2 separate regions of the Homo sapiens genome follow, and region 1 is linked to region 2. The links are chromatin loops, found by intact Hi-C in ENCODE. Cell type or tissue: endothelial cell of umbilical vein. All regions are shown on one strand. Each heading gives the region's core, and the rest is flanking DNA. Links, peaks and the distances in the headings are about the cores only.

What was found. Peaks named below come from ENCODE experiments on the same cell type or tissue, not always from the same donor. Only the 100,000 strongest peaks of a DNase experiment are listed, where the experiment ranks them.
Region 1: it touches region 2 in a loop (4-fold over the local background); 1 of 110 quality-filtered maps calls a loop at or near these places.

What each region holds. Positions count from the first base shown.
Region 1 is chr13:40,607,373-40,615,209 of GRCh38, reverse strand. All of the region lies in intron 1 of FOXO1 (forkhead box O1), which reads left to right. Among named protein-coding and RNA genes, the nearest start is that of FOXO1, 55 kb to the left of the region's middle. RefSeq lists an enhancer at 1,865-1,914. In endothelial cell of umbilical vein, for the core only: no CTCF peak of the experiment used is centred there; DNase peaks (open chromatin) are centred at 4,009 and 4,659; H3K27ac peaks cover 3,910 bases.
Region 2 is chr13:40,535,859-40,543,695 of GRCh38, reverse strand. No RefSeq gene overlaps it. Among named protein-coding and RNA genes, the nearest start is that of LINC00598, 59 kb to the right of the region's middle. RefSeq lists enhancers at 1,867-2,414, 2,415-2,964, 2,965-3,514 and a silencer at 5,830-6,124. In endothelial cell of umbilical vein, for the core only: no CTCF peak of the experiment used is centred there; a DNase peak (open chromatin) is centred at 3,115; H3K27ac peaks cover 1,965 bases.

The DNA of each region.
Region 1 (7,837 bases), core at 1,861-6,860, 71 kb before region 2:
TGTGTATTCTTGTCCATCTCCCCCACCATAGAGCAGAGGCTCCACAAGGACAAGCATCCTCTGTTTTGTTCATTATCTTGAACCCACACGGTGGTAGGTGCTCAGCGGTTGTTTGCTGCATGAATGTGCATTTTATCTACCTCTGCATTCACTGTGTGCTTTTCTGCCTTACTGGAGTGATGGGAGTGATCATTGGGAACTTCGGGTTTTTTGCATACCCACCTATGCCATGTCTTCTGGAGCTTGGCAAAGACTTCCTCTTACTGTGTACATTGATTTGCCTCCTAGCTACTTCAGCATGGTTTTCAAGATAGGAAGGGATGAGCCTTTCAGGAGAAACTTTATAACAAAGTGTGTTAAGTAACTGGCCTTATTTTATACACAGTTTAAATCCAGCGGGCCCTGGATGAGGATTTGAGAGGATCTCTGTGCTCTGTAGTTCTGTGGATTAGCACTTGGCTTTCATTGTTTTCTTTTAGCCCTGACTTTCTGGTTCACATTTGTTTAAATAGTCTAAGTGTTTCAGAGGCCGAGGGGTTGGAAGGCTGGCCACCAGATAAGGGGAGCATCACTATCCTTGTGCTTTCTTCTCTGCAGGGCCAAGAGATCTTCCACTGTGCACTGTGAGAAAGTTGCTGGCGTTGTTCTCAGTAACAAAATCTTCTACGTGAAGATTTGCTGTCCCCTCAGTTCCTTAGTTTTCCTCTTTACAAAATGAAACGTCATTGACCATGTTTTCAGGCTGCTTGCAACTCCAGTGACCTTGAGTCCTGTAGGTCCCTCTTGCTAAGTAGAATGTTCAGATGAATTAAATATGGTGCCATTGTGTTGCAGAATCACACTTTGAAAAGAGGTCCTATTCCCTGCAGTGCTCTTGACTTTCTGAAGAGGACTGAGCTCATGGTCAGCATGTTTCCTGGTGGTTAAACATATCTAGCTTTAAAATTTCCAGCTGCTAGAGGAGACGAAGACGATGAGAAGCAAGCACACAGCAAACTGTTTGGCTTTTAGATGCATCCTGGCCTGGCCGGGTGGACTTGCACAGAACTGCTGGTGCCAGGTTAGTTCCCTGGGACTTTTCCAACATTTGTCTCTGTATTGAGTTTTGTCCTTATTCCTGAAATAGAGTAGCCACTGAAATCAGGAACCAGAACTTCTGGAAAATACCTTTGGAAACCACTGTGTTGCATGGTAGAAGAAAGGCAACTGCCAGTAGTTAAAATACCGGGTTGAGTGCTAGTTTTTTCACCCTTTATTTTTTCTTTTTAAGGAGAGGTCTGATTTACTTTCTTCTGTCTGTTAAAGCTCTTCACAGGTTCTTAGAAAAACAAGCCATTTAATGGTACCAGCCGTGAGGATCCAACTTCAGTTCCATGAAAGCTGCCTGGTAGTTCTGGTCACAGGGTCCTGATGGGAGACCGTGTAACTGCTGCTAGGCAGTCAGCTGGAGGGCTCTGGTGTGGCTCACGCTTGTGTTTGTTCAAGTGACCTGAATGTGCTTCCTCTTTGGGGACCTGTTTCAAATGCACATGCTGACGCCGTAATCATCCACTAAACCAAGTGAGAGTCAGGAAATTCAAATTCGTAGTGCCTGTGACTTGGCCACACTCCCTGTACACATAAAACAAGGTCTTAAATCAGAGAAACTACCATCTAGATTAACACTCAAACTGCAGATGGGGACCGGAGCTGCTCTTGGTGTGGGAACTGCAACTTTGAAGTTCCAGACTTTGATGTGATTAACATTTCAGACTTAAAGTCCTTTCTGTGTGGTAACTTTTTTTTTTTTAAACACCAAACTGAAAATAAAAATTGATTAGATTAGGGGTGTCGGAGAAGCAGATTGTAAAGGGAGGAGCCCTCTTGCAAACCACATGTAACTATGTCACATCCTTATGTGCCTCAGGAAGAGAGAGATGACAGACTAGTGACCTTTCACCATATCTCTTTTACTTATAGCTGTTCTTACAGAGACCCTGCCCTCCAACACACACACCACCTCCAAAAAGAGGACACTTTTGACTTTGCTATCTCTTATTGACCAAGTGATAATCCTGATGGAGAGATGGGGTTTACAGGCATGAGGTGTTCTTTTTTACCCAGATTTCAAGGTTCAAATACTGGAGATCATCTTACAGCCTTCTTCAAATTGTGGCTGATTAAAGTTTAATTCTTCACCTCTGTCTTGCTGGTGAAAGGAATACGAGGGCAGGGAAAGTGGAGTTTGTGGGTCATTCCTCTTTTAAAACGTTGCCATTAAAATTGTAGATAAACCGATACACAGTAGTCCTCCTTTATAGGAGGGAGATAGTTCCAGGACCCACAGTGAGTGCCTGAAACTGGATAGTATCAGACCCTGTGTATACTACGTTTTTCCCTATACCTACATACCTATGATAGTTATACATTAGGCAGAGTAAGAGATTAACAACAATAACTAATAATAAAACAGACCAATAATAACAGTATAATGTAATAAAAGATAGATGAATGTGGTTTCTCTCTCTCTCAAAATATCTTACTGTGTTGTACTGCAGGTAACTCAAAAAGGTGGAAAGTGAAAGCTCAGGGAAGGACTACTGTACATGGAATTGACATCAAGCAAACAAGAAATGTTGTGCCTGGGATGATAAAATTTCTTGGCCACTGAAATTGTTGGGCCAGCCTTCTTTTTGAAAGAAATCTCCTTAGGCATGCTTGCGAACGCACGTGTGTGTATACGTACATATGTGTAACACACACACAAGTCTCTTCTGTTTTCTTAGGTTAAAAACCTGAGGTGTCATCCTGATAATTTCATGGAGACCCTGTAACATTTTTGCCATCATACATGGCACTTTATCTTCGTAGCTGTGTCTGTGATATACTGTCTGCCTGCTGTGCTCTGTCCATTTGAGCTTTCTAGAACCCTGTAGGAGAGGTGGGGAAGCCTGGATTTTGTTGGGGAGATCCAAGGTCTCTATGGCATGACAGCTGATAAATGGAAGATGGATAACTGTAACCCTTGAGTCATTGTGTTTTCTGCTGGCCCTTTCAGTCTACTGACCTTGTTTTCAGTAGGCCTGTAAAAAGGCAGGGCAAAACCTAGCCCTCTAGTAGAGTTTTTATTTTTATTTTTATTTGTTTGTTTATTTATTTATTGAGACAGGGTCTCACTGTGTCTCCCACGCTGGAGTGCAGTGGCGTGATCTTGGCTCAACCCCCGCCTCCTGGGCTCAAACAAACCTCCCACCTCAGCCTCCTCAGTGGCTGAGACTAAAGGCATGCACCACCACACATGGCTCATTTTTTGTATTTTCAGTAGAGACGGGGTTTTGCCATGTTGCCCAGGGTAGTTTTGAACTCCTGGGCTCAAGTGATCCACTCAACTTGGCCTCCCACTGTGCTGGGATTTACAGGCGTGAGCCACTGTGCCCAGCCTAGGTTTTAGGGTTTTTACATTTTACTGTTGACAGTACTGTAGCTGTGATGGGAGGAGGGAAATAACAGGGCTCGTGAGAGAGTGCTGAGCACCGTCCTCTCTCCCAAACACAGCTTCCGTGTGTTTTAGATGTGTTCTTTCCCTATCATGCCATCCATGTTTAGGGGCACAAGAAGAGTCAGGTGAGGAGGGAATGGGCATTTAAGTCCACGTGAACCCCTCTAGCAGGGTTCCCCTCTGCATCACTGTTTCAAGGAGATGGGATAGAATTATGGCGTAACTGTTTTAATGTACGAAATCAGCAGAAGCGATGAATATTTTTATCTTCAAATTTGTATTACACACTGAGGACCTTATATATGATTCTAAATTTATTGGTCATATCCTGAAATACACACTGTGTGTACCTAGTAACCTTGTATTGGTTACAGTGGTGCTGTCTTAAGTTTGTTTATTTGTTTGTTTGTTTTAAATAATGTCTGAACCCACCATAGGGGTAGCACTCTAGCACAGTTTTGGGTAACAAATAAGATTGCATTCTGACATGGTGTCATAAATCATATCTAAAAGCCGTGAGGTCACATAGAACTTGTTTATGTAACAGGGTAGAACAAAACTCATTGTTCTGAGAATATATTGCTCACTCATTTTATCCTCAGTCACGATGAGTTTTACAGCCTATGTGCAGTATTGATGCCACTGAATAAGCATTTATTTTTGATGAAGATACAACTTTTCTCCTCACGTTCAGTTGAGAGTTTGCAACAAGTAAGACTTTGCATTCTGGAATTTATGTAGATGTATGTGTATAGATACATGTGGTTTTTAAGGCCTGGCAACCTTAATGAATACTGGTAGAAGATTTTGGCTGTCTTTTAACAGCATTACCATGTGGTTGACCATTTAAATAAGCAGCAGTTTATCTTGATGTAGTGAATGCATTTAATTGGTTATCCTGGCAAAGCAGGGTATTCGTTGGTTACAAGCATAATTTTCTGAGTTTATATTATTTTTCCTTCTAGATATTTGTGAGCTATTGTTTTTATAGCCTATATTGAAACATGCTTTTTCTTTTTAAAATGGATTGTAGTATAGAGCTTTGTTAATAAAAAAATTTAAAATAAAAATGGTAAGGCAGAATGACTTAGTTATTTTTATATTTTCCTGTAAAAACAGCCTCAGTTAAGTGAGCCACAATGAGCCATGATGTATTTCCTCCATCAGGATGGAAAATAAGCCATTTATTATTTCAGGTCTGACTCACAGTGAACCTGCTGACACTGGGATGTTTTAAAATCATAATCATAAGGAACAGGTTAGGGCAGAAACTTGGACGCTGGGCCTAGGATTACCTGCTTATTACAATGTTTTACAACTTGGATGCTTTAGGTTTTCTGGCACAATGTCCTAAACCTCACACACTAAACACCCCCTTGTTGTACAATTATTGCTTGCTGGTTTTAGATGGTGCCAAATAGACAGATGCCTCATCATAATTACCATTTTTTAAAATTTCACTGTTATAGACATATATAAATAGGTTGTTATCTCCTCTCCCTTCCCTCAGTACAGTATGCTCATGCTTCCACAAAAAGCACCCCGGATGTCCTTAGTTAATAAAAACGGGCAGCTGAGGAGTGAGGGTGTGGCAGGTGGATGCAGCGTGTCCTCAGTGTCGCAGGGTACATAATATTAAATTACATGTGATTGCAAAGGAAAGCAGTTACGTCGAATACAGTTGTGAAAATTGTCGTAGGGTAATAGATGTGCTTCTTTATCAATACATTAAATAATATTTAGTGGCGGGTCACCATAATTTTGAGGTGGAGATGAATAAACAATATTTTGAGTTTTTGACAGCAACTGTAATGTGAAGGCATCCGATTTCTATTGGTGTCAAAGTCACAGGTACTGCCAATACTGTGATGTGTTGCCTACATTCGTAATTGGAAAAAATGCTGAATTTTAATGAGCGGCTCATAAAAATGTGTTTTTTCCTATCCAAGGTCATGAATCCCTTGAGTTCTGTCCATGGGCTCCAGGTTAAAATCCTGGGCCTTGAGGAATTTTTTTCCCCCCCACCCTGAAGAATTTCTTTAGGCGTGAGTTTGAATATATGCAAATAAAGTTTTCCTTGAAGACAGTGCTATTCTACTGGCCTTGGTTCAAAAATAGGAAGACATGTTTAACTCTTGTTTTTATAGTCAATCCTAATTATCTACAGTCCAGAATTGAAGAAATTAGCCTTCATTTTCCTGAGAAAATCACATACTCCTTTGACATCAAAAGAAGGATGCACTGAAACCTGTATTTTCTATGGTTTTGAGTAAACAGACTTACATTTACAAATACTCATGCATAATTCTATACACATTCTAGGCATATTAATACAGTGTAGACTGATATAAAAAATTACATCCTTTCCAAAGTAAGTGTATGCCTCTCCTTTGTAAAACAGAAGGAAGAATAAAGAAAGCAAACAAATTAACCTTGTCATGGCAAGCAGAAGAAAAAAGAAGCAGTAGGCTCCCAGTTTGGTATTCTACCCTCCAGATGACTTTATTGCATAATATGTTTTGTCATCCAAACGTAATTTTATTTCAGGTCTACTGAGCTTCAAAAATTACAAATGATAACGATAATTAATTAAATTTGAGTAGTTTTAATGACATTGAGCTGTGTGCTGGAATGGGAAAATGGCACAATTGAAGGACATTTACATTGAATGTCATTGTTTAAAGTTACCCTGATTTGGAGGCCCATTAAAAATACCAAAAGTCATTGTATTTTAACATTTATTTCAGCTGAAGGTTTTAAAACAGCTTTTAAAAATCTTTAGTACCTGCAGTGAAGATACACGTACCCCCTTCCCACCTATCTCTAGGATCCATCATATGAGCTGAAAATTATCTTTAATAAATTAACCATGATCATGACAAATCTTACTTTACTGCTTTGAAGGAAAAAGGAGGCATTTTGTGACGTGACACTGAAAGGATAACATTTGTTGCCACCCTCTTATATAATACCTACCTTAAGAATCAGGAAAAGCCTTGGAGATGACACTTCAATTTGTAGACAATGTTCTTTTCTGAAGAGAATCTGAAAAAAAGATAGCCTGGAGAAATCAATAAAATGTAAAATAGAAAAAGAATAAGGTGATTGCTACTTTAACAACAAGCTAATACTCTGAGGGGTTACATTAGTGACAGACAAGGAGAAATATGCATTTTTGACTTGAAGGATAACACATTGTATCAGTTAGCTTTTGCTCCATAACAAATAACCCCAAAAGTCTCAGTGGCATGCAACTGTATGTATTTATTTCTTGCTCACATGTATGAGATTCCCTGCAGCAGCCTACTCCATGTGTCTCACTTTGAGGCCTTGGCTGGAAGGTGAGCGACTAGGGTAAGTTCTTCTCATGGTAGTGTCATGTGCAAGAGGGCAAGCCTGACTGTATGAGTATGTTTCAAGTCTCTGCCAGCATCAGATTCCCTAGCATCCCATTAGCCATAGCATCTCTTGAATCAAGAAGGAGAAAAGTGTACTTTACCGACAAGAGGCCATAGAAATACAATTACCAGGGAGTGAAGAATTGGGACCAATAATTCTGTCCTACCACAAATGCTAAAAATGTTAGCAGCTGAGGGTAGCTTTTGGTTATGAGATTATATGGTGGTGTCTTATTGCCTTTGGCTTTTGTCATTTCCTCTGCCCCAAGAAACACTAGTTCAGTTTTTCATATGGATGTTGGACCGAATGTAACACACCATGAGAGACATGTTACTAACAGCTGGGTAAGGGACAAGAAAGAGGGTACGTGAATTGAGGTAAGACTTAAGAGATCTGGGTTCAAAATCTGTTTCAGCAGTGTACCAATTGGGGGAACCCCAGGCAATTCATGTAACCTGTTTCTGTCATGGGCCCCTTGTTCTGTAAAATGAAGATACTGGGCTAGCCCGTCTCCTTAGTTCTTTCTACCACTAGAATTGAGGTTTGATTTCTTATCTGTAGATAACAGGTTTCATTTATTGGCACCTCCATTCTCACCTTTGTGTTGGTGTAGGCTCAAGGCAACAGAATGACTTTAGTAGGCAAATGGGGTTAAGTAAAAACATTGAGTGTATAGAGATGTATTACCTATGTGTACAATACTAAATAGTGTGGAGTAATGACTGTCGAATGCTGTGTTTGGGGTTATAGAATCTCCCCTATAGGCTTTAAGCTCCCTGATAACTTTATTTCCCTCCCTCCCTCCCACCCATCTAGTACAGTGCCTGACTTATAGTAAAGCACTCTAGGAACAAATGGTTGAAGGAAGAAACCCCAAGTGGGAAATTAGTAGGGGAACAATTCCCTAGCCTGAAAGTGTATCCAAGAAGAATGATGTTTTTCTGGTGCTTATATTTATTG
Region 2 (7,837 bases), core at 1,211-6,210:
CCCAGCTAATTTTCTTATTTTTAGTATAGACTAAAATTTTTCTTATTTTTAGTCTATACTAAAAATTTTCTTATTTTTAGTATAGACTATGTTGGCCAGGCTGGTCTCAAACTCCTGACCTCAAGTGATCCACTCACCTCAGCCTCCCAAAGTGCTGGGATTACAGGCGTGAGCCACCACGCCCAGCTAGGTCCTTTTTATTTTTAAGTAGTATTGCAATGTGTAGATATACCAGTTGGTTTATCCATTCTTCTGTTGATAGACATCTGGGCTATTTCCAATTTTTGACTATTATGGATAAAGGTGCTATACACACTTTTGTACACATTTTTTTTGTGGGCATTATATTTTCATTTCTCTTGAGTGGGATACTTAGGAATGTGATTGCAGGATCATAGGTATATTCAATTTTTTAAGAAAATGCCAAATGGTTTTCCAAAGTGGCTGTACCAGTTTACACTCCCACCAGCAATGCATGAGAGTTCTGGTTGTTCCATGTCCTCTCCAAAATCTGGTATTTTTCATCTTGTTAATTTTAGCTATTTTAGTGTTTGTAGTGGTATCTTATTATGATTTTAACTTGCATTTCCCTGATGATTATGATGGTGAATGCTTTTTCATGTGCTTATTGACCATTTGTATGTCTTGTGAAGTGTCTATTCAAGTATTTTATCCATGTTTAAATTGCATTGTCTTTTTATTATTTTATTATTTTTTGTTTTTTTATTGAGTTGTAGGAGGTCTGTATATATTCTGCATATAAGCTATAGGAATGTATGTGTATATAAGTATGTAATATCTTTGTACATGATATAGATTAGATATAATATATATTCAGACACAGGTGTTGCACATATTTTCTCCTAATGTTACCTATTTTCTTGAGTGCCTTTTGATGAACAATTTTAAATTTTGATGAAGTTCAATTTATTACTTTTTTTCTTTTGTGATTTGTGCTTTCTGTGTCTTCATCAAGAAATCTTTACTTTCCCCTGTATTCTCTTATGTTTTCTTCTAATGACATTGTGTTTATATATGTGCACAGAAACTAAAAAAAGCAACAACAAGAAAAGCATAACCACAAAACGCAGCATAATACATAAAGAATAAAATTTCTTAATATTATCAAATACCCAGTTAGCACAATGTTCACATTTTCTCACTTACTTTTTAGGTTTTTCTTATGATTTGTTAATACAAATTAGAATCCAGATAACATCCATATTATAATACATTGCTTTTTTTTTTTTTTCTGAGACAGAGTCTTATTCTGTCATCCAGGCTGGAGTGCAGTGGTACAATCTCGGCTCACTGCAACCTCCGCCTTCCAGGTTCAAGCAATTCTCCTGCCTTAGCCTCCCGAGTAGCTGGGATTACAGGTGCACGCCTGGCTAATTTTTTTGTATTTTTAGTAGAGACAGGGTTTCACCATGTTGGCCAGGCTGGTCTTGAACTCCTGACCTCGTGATCTGCCTGCCTCGGCCTCCCAAAGTGCTGGGATTACAGGCGTGAGCCATTATGCCTGGCAATACATTGCTTTTTTTGATATGTATTCTAAGAGTTTTTCTTAGTGTACAGGTCACCCCCATTTTTTTTTTTGGTACTGTTTTTAAGAAACTGTGTCATTTGTAGCGTGTCTCATAGTTTGGACTTTGCTGATTTTATCCTCATGGTGCCATTAGTATATTTCTCTGCCCCTGTGTAACCTGAAAACTAGATCTAGAGGCTTGGTCATATTTAGGTCCAGTCTTTTTTTTCTTTTTTTTTTTCTTTCTTTTTTGGAGATGGAGTCTTGCTCTTGTCACCCAGGCTGGAGTGCAATGGTAAGCTCTCAGCTCACTGCAACCTCCGCCTCCCAGGTTCAAGCGATTCTCCTGCCTCAGCCTCCTGAGTAGCTGGGATTACAGGCACCTGCCACTACACCCAGCTAATTGATGTATTTTTAGTAGAGACAGGGTTTCGCCATGTTGGTCAGGCTGGTCTCGAACTCCTGACTTCAGGTGATCCACCCACCTTGGCCTCCCAAGTGCTGGGATTACAGGCGTGAGCCACTGCGCCTAGCCTAGGTCCAGTCTTTGTCAAGAATACTTTATAGTATTCTGCGACTAGACAGGGTGGGAAGCACATGATGTCCACTTGCCTTTTGTATGATATTAGCAGCCATTGATGACCATTGTTATTGTCATTATTTCATGAAGATTACAAAATGGTGATATTCTAATTCTACCATTTCTTCTTCCTTTTTTTTTGTTTGAGACAGAGTCTTGGTCTGTCTCCCAGGCTGGAGAGCACTGGCGTGATCTCAGCTCACTGCAACCTCTGCCTCCTGGGTTCCAGCTTCAAGTGATTCTCGTGCCTCAGCCTCCCAAGTAGCTGGGACTACAGGCACATGCCAGCACACCCAGCTAATTTTTGTATTTTGAATAGAGATGGGTGTCCGCCATGTTGGCCAGGCTGGTCTTGAACTCCTGACCTCAGGTGATCCGCCTGCCTCAGTCAAAGTGCTGGGATTACAGGCATGAGCCACCATGCCTGGCCCAGTTCTACCATTTCTTCTAAATTCATTAGCTGAAAACTCTTGTGGTTATAATTCCTTGAAATGACTATTTGGATGCCCTATCCTCTATCTTGAATAGCTCCAGGAATGCCCGGAATAATTTCTAGAGTTATTTATCTGCTTTGTATCACTAGTTTTTAAGTTTTCCGCACAGTGTTAGGCTACAGTTGTTGCTTATTAATATTTACAACAACAAGAAAAATAATCATTATGTTCTGAGCACTCTGGGGGCAGGGTCTAACTGAAGCACTCATCAGATCCTCTGAGCTGGAAATTATTATTCATAGACACTATGGCTTTCCACATAAGGTGACAGATTTATCAAACAATCTCTGATCTTCCGTACGGGTTTCTTCCACGCCATTGTCTCCAGTATGGATATGTGGAAGATTTTCCTCTCCTTTAACTTTTTAGGTTTGAAAATATTTCTACCATTAAATGCCTTTCGCTGTGTGAAATAATATGAACCCAGGATAAACATTCAAATAATAGGATGTTGACTATTCCCATTAAAGTTGAAAGAGGAGGCCCATAGCTACAGCATGAGTCATCCCTACTCTGGCCGCTTACTGTGTCAAGTCAGGAATTTAAACAGATCCTTTGCCCCTCACAAAGGCTCCGTTTCCTCCTCAGTAGAATGGGAAAAAATAATACTGGGTCATGACTTTGTGCCAAAGAGGTGTTTCCCACTATAGACCAACTGGAGACAGCTTGGGCAGATGCTGGGGTCTGAAACCTTTTCCAAATAAATATAGGAGAACACCATCAGAGGGAACACGCCCTCCCTGGTGAGATTCCCCATTTTACCTTCTTCGTGGCTTAGTGTCTTCTAAAAGGAAATGATCTAAGTGACTAGATGTGTGAAGGAAATTATTAAACAGAATACTCAAAATTGGCCTTGATATGAGAGAAGAAAGTGTTTAGGGTTTGAAAGACTAATGAGTTTATGCGACATACTAGTCCCTTTCGCAGGAACAGATACTTTTCAGCTGGTTCATAGGCAGGTTTGCATTCTCTCTTGATTGGACGAGGGGGATTATTTCTTGTATATTAGGCTGCTTATGGCTTCTGCTTCCTAGCCCTTGATTCTCTTTCACAATTATCTTCCACAAGCCAGCAGTTTCTATTCCTTTGCACATTTAACTCAGCTATAAGATGATCTGTTTCCCCTCAAAACCCCACCAAAGATTGCTGTTGATTTTCTCGAAGATACAGATACTTTCAGTAAATGTTGACCCGTCTCTGTTGTTTTGAGCTGGAGAGTCAATTTTACACATAGAGTGACTGTGCATCCCAGTTTTCCCAGGACAAACTTACGCTTGTTGCCATACTGTAGTTATTAACAGTACCCTCTTTCACTTTCAAAAGTGTCCTGGTTTGAATGACAAATCACGTGGACACCCTGTTTATACACAATAGTTACCCGTTACTTTTCTTCTATTGCATAAGAGGGAAATGGAAGATCACCCTTAAAATATCACAGTAATAATTGCCTTAGAAAGATCTACTGATGAATGGTAAGTTAGAGGGCAAAAGGGAGAAATAGGATATCTACATAATCAAAGCATCTCCAAATCTACAAAGCATCTCCCCTCAAATATTTTCTAATTATAAAGGGGGAAAAGAATGAGATTACAGTGGAAAAACCTGGAAGATACCACTTTTGCCAAATGATCAAGATTATCATCACCAGTGGTAAGATAAATCGACATCATGTACTTTTTTTTTGAGACAGGGTCTCACTCTGTTGCCCAGGCTGGAGTGCAGTGGTGCCATCTCAGCTCACTGCAACCTCCACCTCCCAGGCTCAAGTGATTCTCGTGCCTCAGCCTCCCTAGTAGCTGGGATTACAGGCACATGCCACCACGCCTGGCTAATTTTTGTATTTTTAGTAGAGACAGGGTTTCACCATGTTGGACAGGCTGGTCTTGAACTCCTGGCCTCAAATGATCCACCCTACTTGGCCTCCCAAAGTGTTGGGATTACAGGCGTGAGCCACCGCGCCTGGCCTGTATATCCATATTGTACCTGCAATAATATAGCACACTGTGTTTCATGTATTACATAACCTGTATATTGCTTAAAGTATGGTTTCTACATTCTGGAAGTTAGGGAAAGGTAAAAAGACCAACGCCTTTTTAGTTGTGCAAACTTGAGTACCAGCTCTGTCCATTATTAGCCATTTGCCTTTGAGGAAATTATTTAAGCTCTTGGGCCTCAGTTTCCTCATATACTTTCTTATATGATGCACTGAAAAGGGCACGTCACCTCTGTGGGAATCTTGCCAGAAATGTATAACCTGTTTAATGGTGAGAAAACACATCAGACAAACCCAAGTTAAGGGATATCCTACAAAATATCTGACTAGGACTCTTACAAATTGTCAAGGTCCTGAAGGACAAGAAAACACAGAGGAACTGTCTCAGCTTGCAGAGCACATGAGGATAAATGCAGCAAAGGATCCTGGATTGGATCTTGAAACAGAAAAAGAAGACATTAGTGGAGAATCTGGTGAAATCCAAGTATAGGTAACAGTATCATACCAGAGTTAATTTCTTGGTTTTGATTATTGTACTATCAGTATGTAAGTCATTAACAGTAGGAGAAGCTGGATGAAGGGTATGTAAAAACTCTCTTTCCTACTTTTTTTTTCCCCAAGACAGAGTCTCACTCTGTTGCCCCAGCTGGAGTTCAGTGTCACTGTCATGGCTCACTGCAGACTCAAACTCCTGCACTCAATGGATTCTCCTGCCCCAGCCTCCCAAGTGTCTGGCATTACAGGTACGCACCACCACACCCAATAATCTTTTTTTTTTTTTTGAGAGGGAGTCTCGCTCTGTTGCCCAGGCTGGAATGCAGTGGCGTGATCTCAACTCGCTGCAATCTCTGCCTCCTGGGTTCAAGCAATTCTCCTGCCTCAGCCTCCCAAGTAGCTGGGACTACAGGAGCCCACCACCACACTTGGATGATTTTTGTATTTTTAGTAGAAATGGGGTTTCACCATGTTGGCCAGGCTTGTCTCGAACTCCTGACCTCAGATGATCTGCCTGCCTCAGCTTCCCAAAGTGCTGGGATTACAGGCATGAATCACCACGTCTGGCCCCAATAATCTTTTATATATATATTATTATTATTATTATTATACTTTAAGTTCTAGGGTACATGTGCACAATGTGTGGGTTTGTTACATATGTATACATGTGCCATATTGGTATGCTGCACCCACCCAATAATCTTTCTATTTTAATTGTTTTGCAGAGATGGGAGTCTCTCTATGTTGGCCAGGCTGGTCTCGAACTCCTGGGCTCAAGAGATCCTCTGGTCTTGGCCTCCCAAAGTGCCAGGATTACAAGCATGAGCCCCCGTGCCAGCTCTTTTAAAAATCAGGAAAGCACAGGAAAAGAGTGAGTGGGTACGCTTGGCTGGAAGTCAAGGGCCTGGCACGGGGTTGTGGAGCCAGGCTCTTCCTGGCGGCGGGGCTGTGGGGAGCTGGATGGCTGGACTGAGGTTACTGAGAGCCCTCCTCAGCCGAGCAGCAGGGGATTTACCCATCAAAGTAATCAGGGACAGAGTCTGAACCTGTCCCCATTGGCTCAAGATAATTAAAAGGGGATGGAAAAAATGTTATCTTTTAAAGGGCTTTGGGAGGTTGAGGCCTTCGCAGGAGAATGGCCAGGAGACTAGTGTGTGCAAAGAGGCAGGCGGATGATCCCCATCCTACAGGGGCATTTATTTTGTGGACACCGGGGTCACCTGGGAAGCAGGTCTGGCCTCAGTTCTCCGGCCTGGGGCACTGTTTGTTCTGTGTCTCGCTTGTGGAATAAAGAGGATTCCTGTTTCAGTGAGGAACCACACCTGCTCAGAGGGAAAATACTCTGCTTGTCAGAATCTTTCACTTTCTGTGAACCAGCTCCTTGGCCTGATAGGGTCACAGGGCCCAGGAGTGGTCAAGGAAGCTTCTGTGAATGTATTGAACGTCAAGAGTGTCCAGGGGGATGTGTGGTGTTTGGCCCGATTCCTGTCATTGCCAGTGGAAATGCCATCTCTGGAGTTTGCCCCAGGTGTTTGTGAAGCAGGTTGGGATTCGGAGCTGAACGCTCCTCTAAAGATATGTGCTGGCTTCTTATGTCATGGCTAGACAGCCCCTGCTGGGCCTGTTTGCTGTCCCTTTCTCTTTGCCCCTGAGTTGTGTCAGGAGATTTGAGGAACTTCTGACTCATCCTAGCAAGTGGCTATGGCCTTTTTGCAAAAAGCTGTGTCCCAAGGGAAGAGGCAAATGTGACCCAGGTAGGTGCCAGCAGTCACATGGCTTGCAGGGATGACAAGCTCAAACAGGACTTGATGGCTGGGTGTGATGGAAACCATAACACATGATTCTTGGGAGCAGGTCCGTGCTGGCTGGCAGGATATTTGGCTCTGTTTGTGTTTGAACAGTCTGACAACAGCCATAAAGCCTAGCAGCTGTGAGGTATTTCAGGTACCGGAGGACTTCTGGACTTCGGTTAACCTTGGGGTCTTGGGAGTAGAACTTTAGCTTTGAATAATTTAAGGGCTTGGCCTGTAACCTCACGCCTGTAACCCCAGCGCTTTGGGAGGCCAAGGTGGGCGGATCACTTGAGGTCAGGAATTAGAGACCAGCCTGGGAAACATAGCGAAACCCCCTCTCTACAAAAAAAAAAAAAAAAAAAAAAAAAAAAAAAAAAAAGAAAGAAAGAAAGAAAAAAAAAAAGAGCCAGGTGTGGGGGCACGTGCCTGTAGTCTTAGCTACTTGGGAGCTGAGGAAGGAGGATTGTGTGAGCCCAGGAGGTCCAGGATACAGTGAGCCATGATTGTGCCACTGCACTCCGGCCTGGGTGGCAAAGCAAGACCCTGTCTCACAAAAATAAAAAATAAAAAAAAAAAAAAAATAAAAAAAGGAAGCAGTGAGACAGCTCTTACTTAGAAAAGGAACCCTTAAGCCCTCTGCATATTCAGTTCTGGAGACTCTGCTAAGAGCAGCCCTTCCATTCATTAATTTCCTGAAGAAATGGATTTAGATATATTGCTGTATTTTTTTCTTCCAGAAGTTGATCCCTAGATGCCAGATAAACATCCCCTTGATCTTCTGGGAGCCTAAGGTTTTTACTTGGTCCCATGGGATGCAATAGGGCTAAGGCCTTCATGGAAAGTTGGAAGTCAAACTCGGGAGGGAGATTAGCCCAGCCTCAGCGACCCCTCCTCTTTGGACCTGTGATAGAGATTAATGAAATCCGGGGATTAGTACCGAAGATATCGTGTGCT